2 separate regions of the Mus musculus genome follow, and region 2 is linked to region 1. The links are chromatin loops, found by intact Hi-C in ENCODE. Cell type or tissue: heart. All regions are shown on one strand. Links, peaks and the distances in the headings refer to the core of each region. The heading gives the core; the rest is flanking DNA.

The links. Peaks named below come from ENCODE experiments on the same cell type or tissue, not always from the same donor. Only the 100,000 strongest peaks of a DNase experiment are listed, where the experiment ranks them.
Region 2: it touches region 1 in a loop (3-fold over the local background); 2 of 42 quality-filtered maps call a loop at or near these places.

What each region holds. Positions count from the first base shown.
Region 1 is chr13:60,755,735-60,762,375 of GRCm38, forward strand. It overlaps Dapk1 (death associated protein kinase 1), which reads left to right. Exons shown (of 26, transcript NM_029653.3): 25 at 1,615-1,803; 26 at 4,901-6,641. The coding sequence ends at 6,133. Among named protein-coding and RNA genes, the nearest start is that of BC051665, 27 kb to the right of the region's middle. In heart, for the core only: a CTCF peak has its summit at 3,610 (motif pointing right); no DNase peak of the experiment used is centred there.
Region 2 is chr13:61,161,776-61,168,416 of GRCm38, forward strand. Ctsr (cathepsin R) reads right to left here and starts at 2,413. Exons shown (of 8, transcript NM_020284.1): 1 at 2,356-2,413; 2 at 1,330-1,466; 3 at 906-1,028; 4 at 667-816; 5 at 1-219. The coding sequence starts at 1,455. In heart, for the core only: no CTCF peak of the experiment used is centred there; no DNase peak of the experiment used is centred there.

The DNA.
Region 1 (6,641 bases), core at 2,373-4,872:
AACAATGTGTCATCTCCAGAACCTCACTTTTGTGCGCTTTTAGCCTTTTCTGACACAGGGGAATTTTGGAGAATGTGTTTTTAAAATAGCTCAGGACTGAGGAATCCTTCTAAAAGTTTTCAGAGGAATTATAACTATTTGAAAAGTGGTATTTTTTTTTCCTCATCAGAAGAAAGTCATGCAGCATAAAGTGATACCTGGGTGAGGGCAGATGCCAGTGCATGTGGGGGATGGAGGATTCCCTAGACCAAGGCTGCTAGAGGGATAAAGAGCACTGTGACTGGAAAGGCTGAACAGCCTCAGGAGGTTCCCTTTGTCCTGAGTGAAGGGTGCAGCTCTCTCTCCTGAGGTGGGGCCACCTTGTACTCTGTGCTGGGAAACACCCAGGCCTCTGTCATGAGCCCTTGCTCTAGGTTTGCTTTCAGGATCCCCAGAAGACCCAGACCTGGCAAACACACCACCCCTGTGTCTCACAGACCCTTGCTTTCCTCTTGGCACAGCATGATTTCTCAGTTGTGATAGGGAGTGGTCTGGCAGACTTGGTCCCACAGGGTCAGCAAGATGTGACATGGGGACAAATACTCAGCGAAGAAGCCAGGGTCTCCTTCCAGATCTGGATCAAAATGCCTGTCCCTCAGGCAACTGGGAGCCTTTGAATTTCCCAGGCTTGACCGTGGCCTTGCCAGCTTCTTTGCAGACCCACTCCCCTCCAGGTGATGCCCTAAATGAATGGCCTCCATCCTTGACAGTTTTGCCTTTAAAAAATTTTTTTATTCATTTTTAAAAATTGTATGCATGTGAATGTTTTGCCTGCATATATGTATGTGTCTACAAAGATCAGAAGCGAATGCCAGATCTCTGGAGTTGGAGTTATGGAAGGTTATGAGCCACCATGTTGATGCTGGAGTGGAGAATGGAGCCCAGTCCCCTGAAAGAATAATAAGTGCTCTAAACCCCTGAGCCATCTCTTTGGCCCCCTCTCCCCAGCTTTGCTTTTTATAAAGTAAGGAGTTGAGTTAAGGTGACATAAGAAGAATTTTGTGTAATTAATGATGTGATGCCTAGACGGTTCCCAATTAGGATCGTGTGGAATTATAGGACTGTGAAGTATATGCTGGCCTGCTTTATCACCTTGATAGGTAAAACACCAATTTTAAGCCAATTGCTAACTATTGGTCTAATGATACTGCATCAGCGGATCCTGTGAATCCACTCTGACGTTGATAAAATTCTCATTTTTCTGCCTCACTCTGCATAACCTTACTGTTTCTGACTAAGATGATTACCTAACTCGTGAGGAGGGAGGAAGGGAGTAGAGATAGAAGCTGGAGGCAGGGGAGGTATGAGTGAAGCATTAGGCACCGGTGAACGTTAGCTGAGTTCCTAGTTCCTAAAATATAGCTGCAAGGACTGTTCATCTCTTGCACATAAGATCACTACCACCCCCTCCCTGCCTAAAGACAACACTAGTCATTAACCCAGTACTGAGCCAGTAAATCGCCAATCTCTTCCCCTCTTCCTCCGGGTATGTGCTGCGTGGATGAATACCGTCGCTCACGGTTCTTAGAGCTTCACAGTTGTGCAGTGGCTAACCTGTCCCACCTGTGTGTCTAGGGGTGTTCGCCCATGACTCACCTGTGCGAGAAGATCATCTCCACGCTGCCCTCCTGGCGGAAGCTCAACGGGCCAAACCAGCTGATGTCGCTGCAGCAGTTTGTGTATGACGTGCAGGACCAGCTGAACCCCCTGGCCTCTGAGGATGACCTCAGGCGCATTGCACAACAGCTACACAGCACGGGCGAGGTGAGGCCTGGGGGTGGGTGAGCCCTGCCTGCCAAAGGGTCCTGCTACGTATAATATCTCATCATAGGAGGCTCTCTTCATCCTGCCAAGTCATACGGAATTTCTGCTCTCTTCCTCTCCTCCTTAGTGTTAGCTCAGAGTCTGGGCTGGGTGTTTCAGGGTTTGGGGTCTTTTATTCAAGAACTTGAAAGGAAGGCTTTTTGGTTGTTACAAGGAGGAGAAACTTGGTTCCAGTGTGTGTGTGTGTGTGTGTGTGTGTGTGTGTGTGTGTGTGTGTAAGAGAGAGAGAGAGAAAGAGAGAGAGAGAGAGAGAGAGAGAGAGAGAGAGAGAGAGAGAAAGAAAGTGTGTGTGTAGCTTGATGGAGGTTGGGGTCCTAGGATGTTAGGATGTTAACAGGCAGCTACATGCATTGTTTGGAGTGTTGTGTGTGTGCACAGGTCATTCAGATAAGGGTCTCAGGCTACCAGTTGCATTATTAGAACTGAGATGTGTGCAAACCTCGCATCAGGTGGAACAACTATTGCCCATGTATGTCTGCCTTAGGTCTGCTGTGCTGGTTTATCTGTGTGTTTGTTTGTTTTGCTGATGTCTTCTAGATCCTGTCAGTGAGTTAGTTAGTTAGTTAGTTAGTTATTCTTGTCTTGAGTTACTACCTCTCTGTTGTCCCCTCAGACACCCTCTACCTCCCTGTTCTTCCTGGCAGCCTTAGGCTGGCTGCTCTGAGGTAACTGAGCAGCTCTGGCTCCAGAAATGGTCCTGGGTTGACAAATACTGAGACAGTTCCACAAGCAGTCTTCATGGCGATGGTCTCTGTGGATAATAAGACACTCCGATGTGGACTGTGGACAGTAAGACACTCCCATGTGCATGGTGCCCCTAAGTCAGGACCATGCATTTAATGACCCCCCTCAGCAAGCAACACCCACCAAAAATGACAGAAATTGGAGTCTTTGCTCTTGGTTGTGGAAGACTTATTCCAGCATGGAAGCTCTGTTTTAATGCATTGTATGCCTGTCCCCAGAAGTGGCATAGCCATTCCCTCCTTCCTCCTATGAAGTCAAGTGGCTGCATGGACTAGGCTGGGCCAAGAGCAGCAGCTGTGATTATTAACAATTAAAAGCAGTTCTGAGAATCCTGAAAACCAGAAGCTGGGTTTGTTGGTTTCGGGTGCCAGCTCAAAGCCTATTGTTTATCTTGTTTAATTTTATTTTGTTGTTTATTTTTTGGAACTAATACTCAAGCTAGAGCTAGTGGCCCAGAAGGACCTCAGGCAGTGATGTCAGCCTTTAAACTCCAAGTCTACTGCCAGCTGATTGGCTGACTGACTAGCAGTACTATAAAGCAGCTGAATTCAAGGAAGGAGACCGGTGGAGCCAAAGCCAGAAACAAAAAGGTGTCTTCCCCATAAAAATAAGCTTTCTCCTTTGACAGGATTCTCTTACCTACTAGGTCTTGACCAGACATTTTTCTAAGCTATGACATATAACCTTCTTAATAGTCATATCACATTCCCTCTCTCCTTGAGCAGGAGACTTTAAGAAATAAAGATTGGAAGAAAGAGGGAAGAGCAAAGGAAGCGTCAGCGATGTGGACCAGTTCTGCACAGCTGGAGCCTGGTTAAGAACTGCAGCTCCTTAGCTTCCTCCTCCACGGGTCAAGCTTTGTTCTTATCGACCATAAAGAAATAGCAATAGTTAGCTTGAAGTGGCAAAGGGGGATCCACTGAGTCAATGCCTTGGAGAAAGTGGACCATCTCCTGGGGAAGTTACCTCTGAGGCTTAAAAATGAAGGCAGTAGAGTGCCATGGCCAGCAGGTGGCACCAGAGCCCCCTGCCGGGAAAGTCCGCTCAAGAGAACTTTAATTCATGGAATATCCTGAAAGGGCCCAGAAGGAAAAAGCGATTTCTATCTCAGTTTTGTTTTCTTCTCACATTTCCTCCTCCAACTTTTGTTCTGTTAAATAAATAGATACACTGGTCGCTGTCTGGTGTTCCCTCTTTCAGGTGAAGGGTTCAACTGCCCCTGTTCATCACAGGGGCAAACTTAAAAAACAAAAAACCTTACATCATATTTTTAAAAAGTAAGTGACTTAAACTTTACATTTTATTGGTATGGTAGTTACAATATCCTGAACATTTTGGGGGTGGGGATTCCATTGCCATGAATTACGTGTGTCATGGGACTAGCCCTCAGAAAGACGAGGTCCAGTTGAGACCACATAGTGACACCTTGTCTCAGACAAACTACAGACACTACTATGAATCCTCGTGTCCTCAAATCTCAGCTGACATTGACTGATTATTTGCATTTTGATTCCTTCGTGTCCTTTCTCTCATCCTTTTCGTTGATTTTGTGCCATTACCCATAAACCATTCTCTCCATAGACAAGATTGTTCTCACACAGAACTCAATAAAACACATGTCCACAACTCAGAAACAGCCTGACTCAGGACAGTGGGGAAGCTTACTGTCTTCTCATGGGAGTTTCTGTTTACCCTGAAAATCTCTCTTGATAGCTGCTTTTATTCATTTGTGTGTGAGTGTGTATGTGTGTGTGTGTGTGTTTCTTCTAGATTCCACCTCAGACTCCATCAGAAGCCAACCTTTTCATTCTCTCATCTTTCCTCCTTTCCAAGTCTCCCTTCATTTTTTTTGCTTATTGCTTTGGTTGGTTGCTCTTGTTTCTATCTTTAACATATTTTCAATTTTTACCTTTATGGGAATTTGCTTCTGAGAAACTCTCCTCTGACATTCCTGAACCAGTGTCGATCAGGGGTCTGGTTTGTTTGTTTTGTTTTGTTTTTGTTTTTCCGTTAATTAATAATTTATTACTTTATATCCCAATCGCAGCCCCTTTCTCCTTGCCCCACCCTCACAAGCCCCGCCTCCCATTCTCCTTTCCCTTTCTCCAAGAAGGGGGAGCTGGGCCCCCTCCTCCCAGAACCAATCCACACTGTCACATCCTCTCCGACTGAGGCCATGGATCCGTCCCTCACTGAGTCTTCTTGGGATTCCCCCGCTGAGCTCTGGGTTATGAGTGCCTTTGGCCTGGGTTTCCTTTCTGTCTGATGACTCTGAGTTGTCCCCCTCTGGCAGATAAACATCATGCAGAGTGAGACAGTGCAGGACGTGTTACTGCTGGATCCTCGATGGCTCTGCACCAACGTCCTGGGGAAGCTGCTGTCTGTGGAGACGCCCCGAGCCCTGCACCATTACCGGGGCCGCTACACCATGGAAGACATCCAGCGTCTGGTCCCAGACAGTGACGTGGAGGAGCTGCTGCAGATACTGGATGCCATGGACATCTGCGCCCGAGACCTGAGTAGTGGGACTATGGTGGATATCCCTGCTCTGATCAAAACAGACAGCCTGCAGCGCTCCTGGGCGGATGAGGAGGATGAGGTGATGGTGTACGGTGGGGTGCGCATTGTCCCTGTAGAGCACCTCACCCCCTTCCCCTGTGGCATCTTTCACAAAGTTCAGGTCAACCTGTGCCGATGGATCCACCAGCAAAGCGCGGAGGGTGATGCGGACATCCGTCTGTGGGTGAGCGGCTGCAGGATCGCCAACCGCGGGGCTGAGTTGCTGGTGCTGCTGGTCAATCACGGTCAGGGCATCGAGGTACAGGTGCGTGGCCTGGAGACGGAGAAGATTAAGTGCTGCCTGCTGCTGGACTCGGTGTGCAGCACCATCGAGACCGTCATGGCCACCACCTTGCCAGGGTTGTTGACGGTGAAGCACTACCTGAGCCCCCAGCAGCTAAGGGAGCACCACGAACCGGTCATGGTCTATCAGCCCCGGGACTTCTTCCGTGCGCAGACCCTGAAAGAGAGTTCCCTTACCAACACCATGGGTGGGTACAAGGAGAGCTTCAGCAGCATCACGTGCTTTGGGTGTCATGACGTCTACTCACAGGCCAGTCTTGGCATGGATATCCATGCGTCAGACCTGAGTCTCCTGACCCGGAGGAAACTGAGTCGCCTGCTTGACCCACCCGACCCCATGGGGAAGGACTGGTGCCTTCTGGCCATGAACTTGGGCCTCCCAGACATGGTGGCCAAACACAACGTCAACAACAGGGCTTCTAGGGATTTCCTCCCTAGCCCAGTGCATGCCTTGCTACAGGAATGGACCTCCTACCCTGAGAGCACGGTGGGCATCCTTATATCCAAACTTCGGGAGCTGGGGCGCCGGGATGCTGCGGACTTTTTACTGAAGGCCTCCTCTGTGTTCAAGATCAACCTTGATGGCAATGGCCAGGAGGCCTATGCCTCAAGCTGTAACAGTGGCACGTCCTACAATTCCATTAGCTCAGTGGTGTCCCGGTGAGGGCAGCCTTGGCTTGGGTAGGGTCTTTATGGACTGAGATGCAAGGGCGGAGGGGAGGGGAGGGGGCAGTGCACCCTTCTCAGGGCAGATTCCCACACATTCTTTATGCTCCTGAAGACACCCTCCACCCCGTCCTCTGCTTCCCAATCTCCATCTCCCTCCCTGTCACACATCCCCCAGTCAAGAGCAGACCGTATCCTTCACTTTGGTCATTTGGGATGCTAGAGCCCTTCCTGTCAGTGTTTTGGACTCCATCTCTTGTCCTCTAATACCTTGCTTATTACTGATAATTTTATTGAGATTCCAAACTTTTCGATGAAAACAATTTAACTCCTTTATTGATTATCCTTATCAAAAAAGAAAAAAAAAAAAGAAAAAGAAAGGAAGAAATAAGGAAAGAAAGAAAGACACACATTTATCCATAATGTGTATTTCTTATCCTTTTCTCTGCTGTACCAGCCCCTCAGCTTATCTCTTTTATATTTGTAGGAGAGACTCCCATGCTTGG
Region 2 (6,641 bases), core at 2,236-4,735, 410 kb after region 1:
TTCATATGGATATGTTGCCTCAGACTCCAGACCACCATTGTGCAAAACATACTGGAAGGCATTGTATGTATCACCACCAAGACAACCATTGTTGCCTTGAGGTTTAGAACAGTCCACCAGGTTCTGCACACTCAGAGGGGTGAGTTTGCCCGTTTGCCAGATTGCCTGTGCTTCTATGGCACCAGTCACAGCAAATGCCCAACAAGCATCACAATCTCCCTGAATAGGGAAGAAAGGGTTGTCATAGATAAATAACAACCTGGCAACAAGTTAGAAAACTTATTACTGCTTGAAAATTATTTAATGTCAATTGATTGATTCCTTGGAGATATCAGACTCCTAAAAGACATTACTACTGGCAGTTTGCTCATGCTCTAGTCATGGCCATATACATGAACATTTGAAAGGGACTACTTGTTTTGTGAGTTATTAAGGGCAATAAAAGGGGACACAAGTTCCTTAGAAAGATAGGTGGACATTAATAGGGAGTATATGTAATATATTTCTAGGATTAAATACATTTAAAATATATGAAGTATTCTAAGAAGAAAAAATATTATTAAAAAATGAATGGCATATTACTCCACACTTAATGTGCACACAAAACACCAACTCTTTTACCTTTTCAACACAGTTTAAGAGGATGGGAATGTAACACCTTCATACCTGTCTCCGTACAGGAGTCACATATCCTTTCTTTCGCCAATCGACAAATTTGGGGAGAATACTGCCAGCTTCCCGTTTCATGATACTTTTCCCCTCTCTGTGAGTCCAAACTGAAATTTCAATCATCATTTTCCTGAATTCTTCATCAGTCTTCAAGGAGAAGTACATAGTTATTAAAAAAAACCACCTTATAAAGTACTAATGAGAGCACAGTGTGAAGCAATCCATGCCACACTCACCTGGTCACCAAATTCATTCATTTTCATGGTGAAGCCATTCTTACCCAGGCTGTTCTCCCTGTTGTGTAGTTTGATCATTTTCAATTTTTCTTCCCAAACCACTCTCTTCAGTTTTTCTTCCTTCTAGAAATGAGTGTAATGAGTATTATTCTTTCTGATTAAACTCCTTCTTAATCTGCCCTTGTGGACTAGCTGCTGCAGGTGAATAGAGTCCATAGAGAGGGATCAAAAACCCTATATCCAGGCATCTACCAAGGGGAATCTGACCACCCTGTTCTACCAGTGGTTGTGATTAGATAAGTTCTTAATGGTGGTGGGCTTTTTTGGGGGGGCATGGAACTGTGACATCTCATGTGCTTTAACACTTGCAACAGCAATGACAATTCACTCTTAGGCCCTTCTGGACAGTTTTCACATTACCAACCAGGCTATATGATTTGTTATACTTTATCTTCCAGTCTTGCCATTCAGCATCCAAACTTGAATCAAGTACTGGAACACCTGAGGCCACTCCCAAATACAGGAAGGCTATGAAGACAACAGCAGCCATGTCTCAAGTACCTGGAGAGGGGAGAAAACTTAAGATATAGCTACACACAGACTTTTAAAAATGCCCTTTTCTCTCTTTTCTGCAAAAAGAAGCCATTAGTTGATAAAATTCTTTGAACTATACCTCCAAATACATTTCCAAGATTATGGAAAAGGCTAAGGATATGTTTGATCTAAATCATTCACTGGTGGTTATGAGATTCAATGAAAACTGAAGAGCCCATGGTGTACTGTATGTTACTAATTCAGAAAGATCTACCTATCCGTGAGATTCAGAAGCTTAAAAGAAAAGAAAAGAGAAGAGAAGAGAAGAGAAGAGAAGAGAAGAGAAGAGAAGAGAAGAGAAGAGAAGAGAAGAAAGAAAAACAATAACAAAAACCACAACAACAAACCATGAACTTAGGATATCACTAACTCATGATCTCTACTCAGACAAGCTTCTATTATTTGATATTGGATTCTAATTTTACATTGATGGCAAAGTTCAGGCCACACATCCTATCTCTTCCTTATCTACAGTAGGTATTGAGCTTGTCTTAAACTCTTGTTGCTTAAATAAAAAATTGTATGATGTCTTCTATTAGGATTTGGGAAGAATCACAGGAATCTTTCTGTCCTATACGTGGGATTATGCAACCAAACTCCATGGCCACTACCTCCATTAGAATAGTGTCCTATGGAAAATCATAGAAGCCAGACAGTGGTGGCAAGCACCTTTAATACCTTCCTTCCTTCCTTCCTTCCTTCCTTCCTTCCTTCCTTCCTTCCTTCCTTCCTTCCTTCCTCCCTCCCTCCCTCCCTCCCTCCCTCCCTTCCTCCCTCCCTCCCCCCCCTCTTTTTTTCTTTCTGTCTCCCCTTCATGGCCACTTCAGATTCTGCCTTGGTAGGGGCATGATCTCACCTGAGGTGACTGCCTCTGCCTCAATCCACTCCACAGACTCAACTCTTCAAAAGTTGCTGAAGTCTCTGGACCTATCCCAGCAACACCTCTCTCTGGCTTTAAATCCCAAATATCTAAATAGTTGGCCCACCCCTCAACTCTGGCCTCTTTTGGATTGGCTGTGTTGGTGACTGGATTAAGCCTTCAGGCACTCCTACCTCAGGCTCTTTCTGAGATATAATCTCAGACTGTATCTCTGGAGTGGGTGAGAGCTTCCTCTGTGGACTTTGAAACATTATTTTGTTAACCTTGTCTGAGAAAATTAGACAGCCTATACAGTAGACTTTGTAAGAGATTATACTGGTATTTTGCTTGCTGATTGTGTTTCCTAGCAAAGCTGAACTGTATTTTACCCTACACTTTATAATCGGGGGTTTGGTTACCATGCCTGGTTTGGACTTAGTCAGTACATTCTATTTTGTGTTTAGTCCACTACTATGGTTTGATCCTGTGAGAACACAGATCCTCGGATATTCTGTTTCCTTCTTTCAGGGTGGAACACAGCTGGACCGCATTAGAATATTTAGTAGACAGTGATTCAAAGAGGAAAGTGAAGTTTAAGGCTAAACTCTAAAACAAAAAGCAAATGGCCTGCTGTTAGGGATCTCTTGAAATTCTTTGCTTTTCTCTTGGAAATTAAATTGTGCTGCCATCTAGAGGCACCAGTTACTTAGCACTCTTCATTGTGGTAACACAGGCATCAACTGGAAGTTCTAATATTTACAGTTTTCAGGACACATCCTGGGGATCTCAGAGATACAACATTGTTTTGCAACCAGTACCAGGAGATATTTGAAAGGATTTACTCTTTGAGATATCTCCGAACACTAAATATTAATCGTATGCAGTCCATCCTCCTACTTTGGAATGTAATGCCCTACTGATTTCTCTGTGGGAATATTTGGCTAGTTCTTTTGGTTTAGTGTTTTTCCGAATACAAATCCTGATGGGTTATATTTCACCAGTATTGAGATGAGGAACAATTAAGAGATAAATTATCTAAAATAACAGCTAGCACATTTTTCTAATTTTTGTATCATATCATATGGCAAAAAGATACAATATTTGATTTGTTAATAGATTTGTTTTCATTTTCTGGCTTCCTCAGGTCAGGGAAGAAATACATGATACATATGGACCCTTTATACTAATCTTCCTAATGTACATAAAAGCCAAGACTAATTGAGAAGTTACTAAATGTAGTAGAGATAGAAAAGAATATTTCATGATGGTCACAAAAGATTATTTTACAGAATTTGAAAAAAAAAATCAAGTAGTGGCATCAGCTTTTCCTGTATTATTGTATATCCCTGAAGGCTCTGTTCAGCTCCTTTCTCTGTTTAGACTTTCTATTTATTTTGTTTTTCATTTATTAATATTTATTTTTATTAGATATTTTCTTCATTTAAATTTCAAATGCTATCCTCTTTCCTAGTTTTATTTATTCATTCTACATCCAGATCACAGCTCCCCTTCTTTCTTTCCTCCCAGTCCCACCATCACAAATGGGCCTTCCATTACTCCCTTGCCTTCTATGAGGAGAAGGGGATTTTTTTTTCATTCACTTTACCTTCTGATGACAGCTCTCCCCCCAATCTCAACCTTACAAACCCCTTTCCCCAATACCCCCTCCTTTCCCCTCAGAGAAGGGGAGACCTACCTTGAGTACCACCCCACCTGGTACATCTAGTCCTAGCCCATCCTATCTCACTGAGGACCAACCAGGCAGCCCAGGTAGCAGATGTGGTAACCAGTGGCAAGGAGCAGAGACTGAGACAGCACAAACTCCACTTGTTAGGGGACCAACATGAAGATCAAGCTGTACTTTTGCTAAAGATGAGTAGATAGTCTCTCTCCAGATCCTGCAGTTCCCTCTTTGGTGGTCAAGACTCTGTGAGGCCCCATGATCCCTGGCCAGTTGACTCTGTGGGACTTCTTATGTTGTCCTTGACCTATCCGACTTGTAAATGGCTATTCTACACTCTTCCACAAGACTTCCTGGGCTCTGTCTGGTGTTTGGCTGTGAGTTACTGCATCTGCCTTCCTCTGTTACTGGATGAAGCCTCTCAGGAGACAGTGATGCTGCATTCCTATTTTTAATTCATTCTGTTTCCTTCTTTCCCTCCCTCCCTCCCTCCCTCCCTCCCTCCCTCCCTCCTTTCCTCTCTCTCTCTCTCTCTCTCTCTCTCTCTCTCTCTCTCTCTCTCTCTCTCTCTCTCTCTCTCCCTCTCTCTCTCTTTCCTTCTTTCTTCTTTCTCTCCTCCTCCTTCTCCTCCTCCTTCTCCTTCTCCTCCTCCTCCTTCTCCTCCTCTTTCTTCTTTCTCCTTCTTCTTCCTCTTTTCTTCTTCTTCTTCTTCTTCTTCTTCTTCTTCTTCTTCTTCTTCTTCTTCTTCTTCTTCTTCTTCTTCTTCTGGTTCTTCTTCTTCCTCTCCTCCTCCTCCTTCTCCTTCTCCTCCTCCTCCTCCTCCTCCTCCTCCTCCTCCTTCTTTTCTTTACTTACATTTCAAATGTTATCAGCTTTCCAGGTTTCTCCTCCGGAAGCCTCCTATCCCATCCCCCTATCCCTGTCCCTATGAGGGTGCTCCCCAACCCACTCCTGCCTTTCTGCCTTAGCATTCCCCTACACTGGGACATCGAACCCCGACAGGACCAAGAGTCGCTCCTCCCACTGATATTCAACAAGGCCATCCTCTGCCACATATGCAGCCTGAGCCATGGGTCCCTCCATGTATACCCTTTGGTTGGTAGTCCAGTCCCTGGGAGCTTCGGGGGGGGGGGGTCTGGCTAGTTGATACTGTTGATCCCCACATGGGGCTGCAATCACACTCAGCTCCTTCAGTCCCTTCTCCCACTCCTTCTTCAGGGACCCAGAAGTCTATATTTGTCAGGTTCTTGCAGAGCCTCTCAGGAGACAGCCATGTCAGGCTCCCATCAGCAAGCACTTTCCTGTATCTGCAATAGCGTCCGGGTTTGGTGACTCTGCTATGCACTTTTAGCAGAATAATAGCAGTAAGATTTTTTTCCCAGACTTGTGACCGATCTTGTCTAAACTTTCCTTATTAACAATATTAGGTTTGGGATCCATTTCACAGAATGATCCCTTCATCCAGTAAAATGTAGTTGGTTACTGCCCTAACAGTTGTGACACTATTCCTCTAGTAGGTATATCTTATAGGGCAGTTAACCTTGTATCTCTCAGATTTTGTGTCAGAGTGATATTAATGATGACTTTCTCCTCAGGAAGCATGCAGAACACCTTCTACCATTATAATCCCTATAGCAGAAGCAAGGACATTTCCAGTGGAAAACCAGAAGTCCTTATACTCTATAACATAATATATGCAGTGTTTATGAACAAAGCCATATTCTGACTAATACCAAAGATATGTGAACCATTCTTAGCACTAGTGTGTTTATTTGCATACCAATGATATCTATTTGGAGTATTGTATCCCTCATTATAGGTTTCCTCCATTTAAATTTTTATGAATTTATTTTCATATACATCTACAATAGTTGATTTTCATATGGCTTTTCAAAAGTTTTTAGAGTAAGATGTTCCTAAACATAGGCCCTTCTCTGTCCACAGTAGAGGCTGTTTAAACCAGAGAAATCAATATACCATTATGTCCACAAATGATTAAAATGTATATTTTTTCAAAATAAATATATGCACAGTAATACTTGGCCATATTCAATTCAGAGTTCCAAGTGTTTGTTAATTCTGTCCATATCCTTGTATCATCTCTTGCATCTAATTGCAATTCTGACAAATCAGGGGGATACAAACAATAATTATTTTTTATCTGAGCACCATTCATATCTGATCAGGATCCTTCTCAAACTCTCCCAAGGTGAAATCTGGTCAACTTGTTTGCAGAAAGTTAATGTACATGTGATTAGTCCAAATTCCTTCACCTCAGATGATTCTGTTTATCCATAATATTATGCATCTAAGGAGGACCAACATTTTCCTTACATGGGTTTATGAAACAGTAAGACATCAACTTTAGTGAAAGTCATCCCTATGTGTATTTAAATGCTTCTTAATAAAGTCTTCCTAGTTATGATTCGGGGGGGGGGGTCTTAGAATAATTTTCTCTTAAAGAGCAGTTTATTTTGATATACTTCTAATGTTCCACCAGGAAATCAAGTACCTTCATAAATGGACATGACATTGTTTCAGAGATGTAGATTCTCATCCCAGTTGGCATGGGAAAACAGTCTTCTATCTTGTAGATGTGACC